2 separate regions of the Homo sapiens genome follow, and region 2 is linked to region 1. Evidence: read pairs that join two places in POLR2A ChIA-PET (ENCODE). Cell type or tissue: PC-9. All regions are shown on one strand. Region 1 has its middle 89 kb from the start of PRELID2. Region 2 overlaps SH3RF2 (SH3 domain containing ring finger 2).

The links. ChIA-PET counts read pairs that join two places held together with the same protein. Peaks named below come from ENCODE experiments on the same cell type or tissue, not always from the same donor. Only the 100,000 strongest peaks of a DNase experiment are listed, where the experiment ranks them.
Region 2: POLR2A ChIA-PET joins it to region 1 with 9 read pairs; 2 of 35 experiments call an interaction of 5 or more read pairs at or near these places.

What each region holds. Positions count from the first base shown.
Region 1 is chr5:145,744,519-145,748,518 of GRCh38, forward strand. It overlaps a transcript of PRELID2 not described here. Among named protein-coding and RNA genes, the nearest start is that of PRELID2, 89 kb to the right of the region's middle. In PC-9, no CTCF peak of the experiment used is centred here; no DNase peak of the experiment used is centred here.
Region 2 is chr5:145,958,865-145,962,864 of GRCh38, forward strand. The region is part of intron 2 of SH3RF2 (SH3 domain containing ring finger 2); the gene reads left to right. All of the region lies in intron 3 of LOC107986458 (a long non-coding RNA gene), which reads right to left. Among named protein-coding and RNA genes, the nearest start is that of SH3RF2, 24 kb to the left of the region's middle. In PC-9, no CTCF peak of the experiment used is centred here; DNase peaks (open chromatin) are centred at 2,137 and 2,517; H3K27ac peaks cover 2,659 bases.

The DNA.
Region 1 (4,000 bases):
TCCAGCCTTCTTGAGTGACATCGCCAGGCGCGGTAGTGAACCAGATGAATAGGGCCTGAAGTGAACCCCCAGCAAACCACAGCAACCCTACAGAAGAGGGACCTCACCATTTAAAGAAAAACAAACAGAAAGCAACAACAACAGTATCAACAACAACAGAAAGGCCGCACAAAAACCCTACCCAAGGGTCAGCATCCTCAAAGATCGAAACTAGACAAACTCACAGAGATGAGAAAGCATCAACAAAAAAACACCAAAAATCCAAAAGGCCAGAGTCCCTGTTCTCCTCCAAATGATTGCAACGTTTCTCCAGCAAGGGTGCATAATTGGACAGGGGATGAGATGGAAGAATTGACAGAAGTAGGTTTCAAAAAATGGGTAAGAAAAAACTGTGCTGAGCTCAAGGAGCATGTTCTAACCCAATGCAAAGAAGCTAAGAACCTTGATAAAAGGTTAGAGGAGCTGCTAACTAGAAAAACCAGTTTAGAAAGGAACATAAATGATCTGATGGAGCTAAAAACACAGCATGAGAACTTTGTAAAGCATACACAAGTATCAATAGCTGAATCGACCAAGCAGAAGAAAGGATATCAGAGTTTGAAGACCATCTTGCTGAAATAAGGCATGCACACAAAACTAGAGAAAAAATAATTAGAAGGAATGAACAAAGCCTCCAAGAAATATGGGACTCCATAAAAAGACCAAACCTATGATAGACTGGAGTATCTGAAGGAGATGCGGAGCATGGAAACAAGCTGGAAAACACACTTCAGGATATTATCCAGGAGACCTTCCCCAACCTAGCAAGACAGGCCAACATGCAAATTCGGAAATAGAGAGAACACCACTAAGATATTCCATAGCAGATCAACCTCAAGACACATAATTATCAGATTCTCCAAGGTTGAAATGAAGGAAAAAATGTTAAAGGTGGCCAAAAAGAAAAGCCAGGTCACCTACAAAGGGAAGCCCATCAGACTAACAGCAGACGTCTCAGCAGAAACTCTACAAGCCAGAAGATACTTGGGGCCAATAGTCAACATTCCTAAAGAAAAGAATTGGGCCAGGTACGGTGGCTCATGTCTGTAATCCCAGCACTTTGGGAGGCCGAGGACGGCAGATCACCTGAGGTTTGGAGTTTGAGACCAGCCTAGCCAACATGGTGAAATCCCGTCTCTACTAAAAATAGAAACAATTAGCTGGATATTGTGGTGGGCACCTATAATCCCAGCTACTCAGGAGGCTGAGGCAGGAGAATCGCTTGAACCCAGGAGGCAAGGTTCCAGTGAGCCAAGATCACACCATTGCACTCCACCCTGGGTGATAAGAGTGAAACTTCATCTCAAAAAAAAAAATGAAAAGAATTTTCAATCCAGAATTTCATATCCAGCCAAACTAAGCTTCATCAGCAAAGGAAAATAAAATCCTTTCCAGACAAGCAAATGCTAAGGGATTTAGTTACCACCAGGCCTGCCTTGCAAGAGATCCTGAAAGAAGCACTAAATATGGAAAGGAAAAACTGGTACAATCCACTGCAAAAACACACCAAAATATAAAGACCAATGACACTATGAAGAAATTGCATCAACTAGTGCGCAAAATAACCAGCTAGCATCATGATGACCAGATCAAATTCATATATAACAATACTAACCTTAAATGTAAATGGGCTAAATGCCCCAATTAAAAGACACAGATTGGCAAATTAGATAAAGAGTCAAGACCCGTCGGCGTGCTGTATTCAGGAGACCAATCTCACATGCAAAGTCACACATGGGCTCAAAATAAAGGGATGGAGGAAAATTTACCAAGAAAATGGAAAGCAAAAAAACAAACACAAAAACAAAACAGGGATTGAATTCCTAGTCTCTGACAAAACAGACTTTAAACCAACAAAGATCAAAAGAGACAAAGAAGGGCATTACACAATGGTAAAGGGAACAATTCAACAAGAAGAGCTAACTGTTCTAAATATATATATGTACCCAATACAGGAGCACCCAGATTCATAAAACAAGTTATTAGAGACCTACAAAGAGACTTAGACTCCCACACAATAATAGTGGGAGCCTTTAACACCCCACTGTCAATATTAGACAGATCAACAAGACAGAAAATTAACAAAGATATTCAGGACTTGAACTCAGCTCTGAATCAAGTGGACTTAACAGACATCTACAGAACTCTCCACCCCAAATCAACAGAATATACATTTTTCTTACTGCCACATGGCACTTATTCTAAAATAGATCACATAATTGGAAGTAAAAAACTCCTGAGCAAATGCAAAAGAATGGAAATCATAACAAACTGTCTCTCAGACCACAGTGCAATCAAATTAAACTCAGGATTAAGAAACTCCCTCAAAACCACACAATTACATGGAAATCGAATGACCTGCTCCTGAATGACTCCTGGGTAAATTACAAAATTAAGGCAGAAACCAAGAAGTTCTTTGAAACCAATGAGAACAAAGAGACAATGAACCAGAATCTCTGGGACACAGCTAACACAGTGTTAAGAGGGAAATTTATAGCACTAAATGCCCACATTAGAAAGCCAGAAAGATCTCAAATCAACACCCTAACATCACAATTAAAAGAGCTACAGAGGCAGGAGCAAACTAATCCAAAAGCTAGCAGAAGACAAGAAATAACTGAGATCAGAGCAGAGTTGAAGAAGATAGAGACATCAAAAACCCTCTAAAAAAAAAAATCGATGACTCCAGGAGCTGTTTAAAAAAAAAAAAATTAACAAAATAGCAGCTAGACTAATAAAGAAAAGAGAAGAATCAAATAGACACAATAAAAAATGATAAAGGGGATATCACCACTGACACCACAGAAATATAAATTACCATCAGAGAATACTAAAAACACCTCTATGCAAATAAACTAGAAAATCTAGAAGATATGGATACATTCCTGGACACATATGCCCTCCCAAGACTAAATCAGGAAGAAGTTGAATCCCTGAATAGACCAATAACAAGTTCTGAAATTGAGGCAGTAATAAATGGCCTACTAACCAAAAAAAGCCCAGGACCAGATTGATTCACAGCCGAATTCTACCAGAGGTACAAAGAGGAGCTGGTACCATTCCTTCTGAAAATATTCCAAACAATAAAAAACACATTTCATGAAGCCAGCATCATCCTGATACCAAAACCAGGAAGAGATACAACAAAAAAAGAAAACTTCAGGCCAATATCCCTGATAAACATCGATGCAATAATCCTCAATAAAATACTGGCAAACCAAATCCAGCAGCACATCAAAAAACTTATCCGCCATGATCAAGTGGGCTTCCTCCCTGGGATGCAAGGCTGGCTTAACATATGCAAATCAATAAACAAAATCCATCACATAAACAGAACCAAAGACAAAAATCACTTGATTATCTCAATAGATGCAGAAAAGGCCTTTGATAAAATTCAACATCCCTTCATGTTAAAAACTCTCAATAAACTAGGTATTGATGGAACATATCTCAAAATAATAAGAGCCATTTATGACAAACCCAAAGCCAATATCATATTGAAGGGACAAAAGCTGGAAGCATTCCCTTTGAAAACTGGTAAAGACAAGGATGCCCTCTCTCACCACTCCTATTCAACATAGTATTGGAAGTTCTGGCCAGGGCAATCAGGCAAGAGAAAGAAATAAAGCGTATTCAAATAGGAAGAGAGGAAGTCAAATTGTCTCCGTTTGCAGACGACATGATTTTATGTTTAGCGAACCCTTCATCTCAGCCCAAAACTTCTTAGACTGATAAGCAACTTCAGCAAAAATCACAAGCATTGCTTTACGTTAACAATAGACAGAGAGCCAAATCATGAATGAACTCCCATTCACAAATGCTACAAAGAGAATAAAATACCTAGGAATATAGCTAACAAGGGATATGAAGAACGTCTTCAAGGAGAACTACAAACCACTGCTCAAGGATATAAAAGAGGACACAAACAAATGAAGAAACATTCCATTCTCATGGATAGGAA
Region 2 (4,000 bases), 210 kb after region 1:
CAAGATCATGTGTGGTGTTTTACAGCGTGGCCTGTTTAGGGCACTTTCAGACCTCTGGTGCTCAACAGCAATTTGGTCTGAAAAGCAAATAAGCATTTACATGGTCTCACAGTTTATGGCCATTTTGAGCCTCAAAAAGCAGTTTCCAAAGACTCCAGGTAGAGAAGCAGGGAAAAGCTGTCCAGAGAGACACAGAATAAAACTAAGACAGCAATGAAAATGTCTCCAAAAGGTAACATGAAAGGGATGAAAAAGGCGACCATGGAATTGGCAGCAAGTACCTCCAGCTTTGTGGATATTGTCATCTAAAGGCACTTTTTATGCAACCATTTGCCCAATCCCATCAATTATTTTGGTTTTGTTTTTTAACATTTTTAATTATTTCCAAAGAATAGAAAAATGATTATCAGGTCAAAGGGATGAACATTCTTGAGACTCCTGATATGTAATATTAATTTGCTTTCATCTGTGTTTGCCAGAACTCTTTTAGTTGCAAGTGACAGAAACCACCTCAAACTAGCTCAAACAAAACTGGGTATTTGATAGCTCATAGGCTGGAAAATTTAGAGTAAGAGCCAGACTAAGAGCCTATAAGGACCCAGATAGCTCTGGCAGATTCACCCCCCTCTGCCTTAACTCCCCTTGTTTATATGAATTGACCTCATTCTCTCCATTTGCAAAGGGCACTCTCCATGACTTAGATCCCCAGCCTTCTTAGTTGCAAACAATAAAATCTACTGCTATATATATATGTGTGTGTGTGTGTGTGTGTGTGTGTGTGTGTATGTGTGTGTGTGTATACATATATATATATATATCAGCAGAGGCAGGATAATAAAAAGAATATTAGGTTGTTCACAGAACCTCTAGGAGGGCTGAAGGACTGGTTTGAGGCCACCTTGCAGGAACAATGCCCCAAATGACTAAGTGTGACTTCCAGGTCTGCCTTTGTCCCCCTTCTATTGCTGTAGTTGGAGGTCAACCTGCGTTAGCCTCCACCAGCATCACACGGAGGTGGAGAGGAGTCTTCCCAGGTCCTCTCTTTGGGTCACTAACTCCCAATTCAAAATTCAAGTCAGGTACATGTAATTAACAAAACCTAGATCCCTGGCTGAAAGCAACGCTATTAAAGCCGGCATTTTCAACTATTCTGGGCATGTATGTATGTATGCATGTATGTATGTATGTATGTATTTAATTTTGTTTTAGAGACAGGGTCTCATTCTGTCACCCAGGCTGAAGTGCAGTAGTGATCATTGCCCGCTGCAGCCTCCAGCTCCTGGGCTGAATCAAACCTCCTGCCTCAGCCTCCTGAGTAGCTGAGACTATAGGAATGTGCCACTATGCCCAGCTGTTCAACTTCTAAATTTTGAAGCAAGTTCTGCCACCTACCTAAACTTATAAGCTGGATGAATTCCCAAACATGGAAAAGGGATTCAGATGTGGGACATTCAAAAGAATCACAAATATTTACTACAAAAAACTATTGCAACAGATAGCTCAGACTTACATACTCCACCAGCCCAGAAAAGAAGCTCTACCGGCCTAGAAAAGAAGGAAAGTTTCTTTCAATATCATGTAGTTCAATGCCTGGCCCTTAATCAACATATTTTGGACTTAAATGATCCAGAAGCTTTCCAAAAAAGGCCTGATTCTAACTCCTAAGACTCCTTTGTATCTAATACTGACAAAACTAAGATGGAACTAAAGTGCTGTGCCCCCTGGTTTCCTAGTGTCTGAAATATTTCTTCCCTGAACTTTTGTTTAAAAGGGGTAGGCTGACCTGCCTCACTTGTGTTTAACTCCTATGGCTGTCTAATTTCTTTCTGTGGTGGGTGGAAAAGGATATAATATTTCTGAAAAATGGAAACTTGGCATTTTTACCCATGGAAGTCTACAGAGATAGAAAATGAGATTCTTACCTAGGAAGAATATTAACAGGATGTAAAATTGCTATTGGCACATAAAGACACATTAGCAGGGTCAAAACTGGGATCAAAAAGAACCCAACAGGCAAGACAGCTAGCAAACAGAAATCTCAGTTTCATTGAAAAACAGAGCAGGAAGTTAAAATGCAATTCCTCAAAGAGCTTTCACAGGTAGTGTGATATCTGATAGCAGCAAGCAGCTGATGGAAATTTTTTATACATATGCTGAAACTAGTTTTGCTAACACATACTCCTACAGTGAACACCACCCAGCCTTGACTCTTGAAAAGTTGCCCATGGAGATAAAATAAAGAGGGCAAATTGATAACGTTCTTGAAGACAGTGGGATTTTTTCAGGAGCTGCTGCATTCCTGCATCCTCCTTTTTTTTTTTTTTTTTTTTTTTTGCCTCATGTCAACTCCAAAGAGTTTGTAGTGGGGGAAAGTTCTGAGGGGTCATCTTCAGTTGTCACTTATGACAATCTCCCTTATTTGGTAATAGAAATGAGAATGTGGTGACTAATTAGAATTTTCTTCCTTCTCGGGAAGGTACATTCTTTAACATTTCTCTTCTCTAAGAACCACTGTTTCTTTCTGTCCTGAGGGAAGGGAGAGAGCTGAGGAGAGAGATAATATTTCAGATATGAATAAAGTGACTAACACTCATAGGATTCTTGGTACAGATAGGAAACGATTTCAGGATTCTTTGGGATGAAAGGACCCAAATGCCTAAAATACAGGACATAATCATGGCGAATAGTTGTTAAAAGGATTGATCTGAAAAACAGTAGTCTGGGCAGCCACCTGGCCATGTTCTATAACCACAGTGGTGTTTTATCATTTTAACTGAAGTCGTGAATAGAGGCCATCAATTCAGCAAGAAAGATAAGTTGATCAGGGCAGATGTGAGCCTGAGGCATGGATTTTTATTAATACTGATCAGACTAACTTATCCAGGAAAATTATTTCCCTTCTGTCAATACAGTTTATCTGCTCTATTGTAGGAAGACCTTCTCAGTTGTAATTTGCAAAATTCCTCTTCCAACTGGCTTAAGAAATAAAAAAGCAGGAGAGTTAGTTTCATGGGGATTTGGAGGCTAGACCTCAGACCCAGCAGGATCCATGGGCTCACAGTCACCTGGATTCTGTATCTTTCATCATCTCTCAGCTCTACCTACCGCTTTCTTCATTCCCAGGCAAGTTCTTTCCAGGAGTGATATACTGACAGCCAAAGCCTACATCATTCTTTAAGCTCTTAATCTTAGAGAAATTATGGGTGTTTTTCATGACAGCTTTGCCAAGGAGACTCCAATTAGCTTACCTGGGGTTCTGCATGCATCTCAGAGCAATTGCTGTACCAAAGGTATAAGGAATAGTCTGATTGGTTGGACCTCGGTCATGTGGCCACCCCTAAAGCCAGAGGTCTGGGCAGAATCAGCCATCCTGCACCACATGGCCTGAGCAAAACTACCAGGGAGTAAAGGAGAGATGGCTCACAAAAGGAAGAGATCCTGTGCGACAAATATCTCAGTAAGAAAACATTTAAGTCCTAAGTGCATTTTTAGGATTACAAACATTTTACACATGAGTGTTAAAAGCAAAAAGAAACCAAAATTCAAAGTACTTCCCAATGCCTTATTAATTCTCTTAACCCTTTGAGTTTTTATCCAACCTCTTCATTATTCGACAAACCAATCTCTCAAAATCCTGTCCACAGTTATTAGTGTTGGGCTCAAATGCTGCCTCTTTGGAAAATCTTCTCAGTTGGTCTCTGATTCTGTCCCCCTCTTCAGTTCCTGCAGCAGGACTTCCCTGGCACCTACCTCATCCTCCCCTTCTATATCTTATGTATGCATGGTTTTGCCTTAGGCCGTCCTTCTTTCCCACCCCTCCACCAGATTAAAAGCTCAGAAAATTCTTAAAGAGAGTAAGGGAGCAAGAGAAGGAAGAAGTGAAGGAGCTGTCTGAGTCAAGACACCCTTAGGACTTCATACCTCCTCCATTGTAACACCTATCTCCCTTTAATGGCATCTATTTCTTATCTGTTTCTCCTTCTGAATTCAGAGTTCTTTA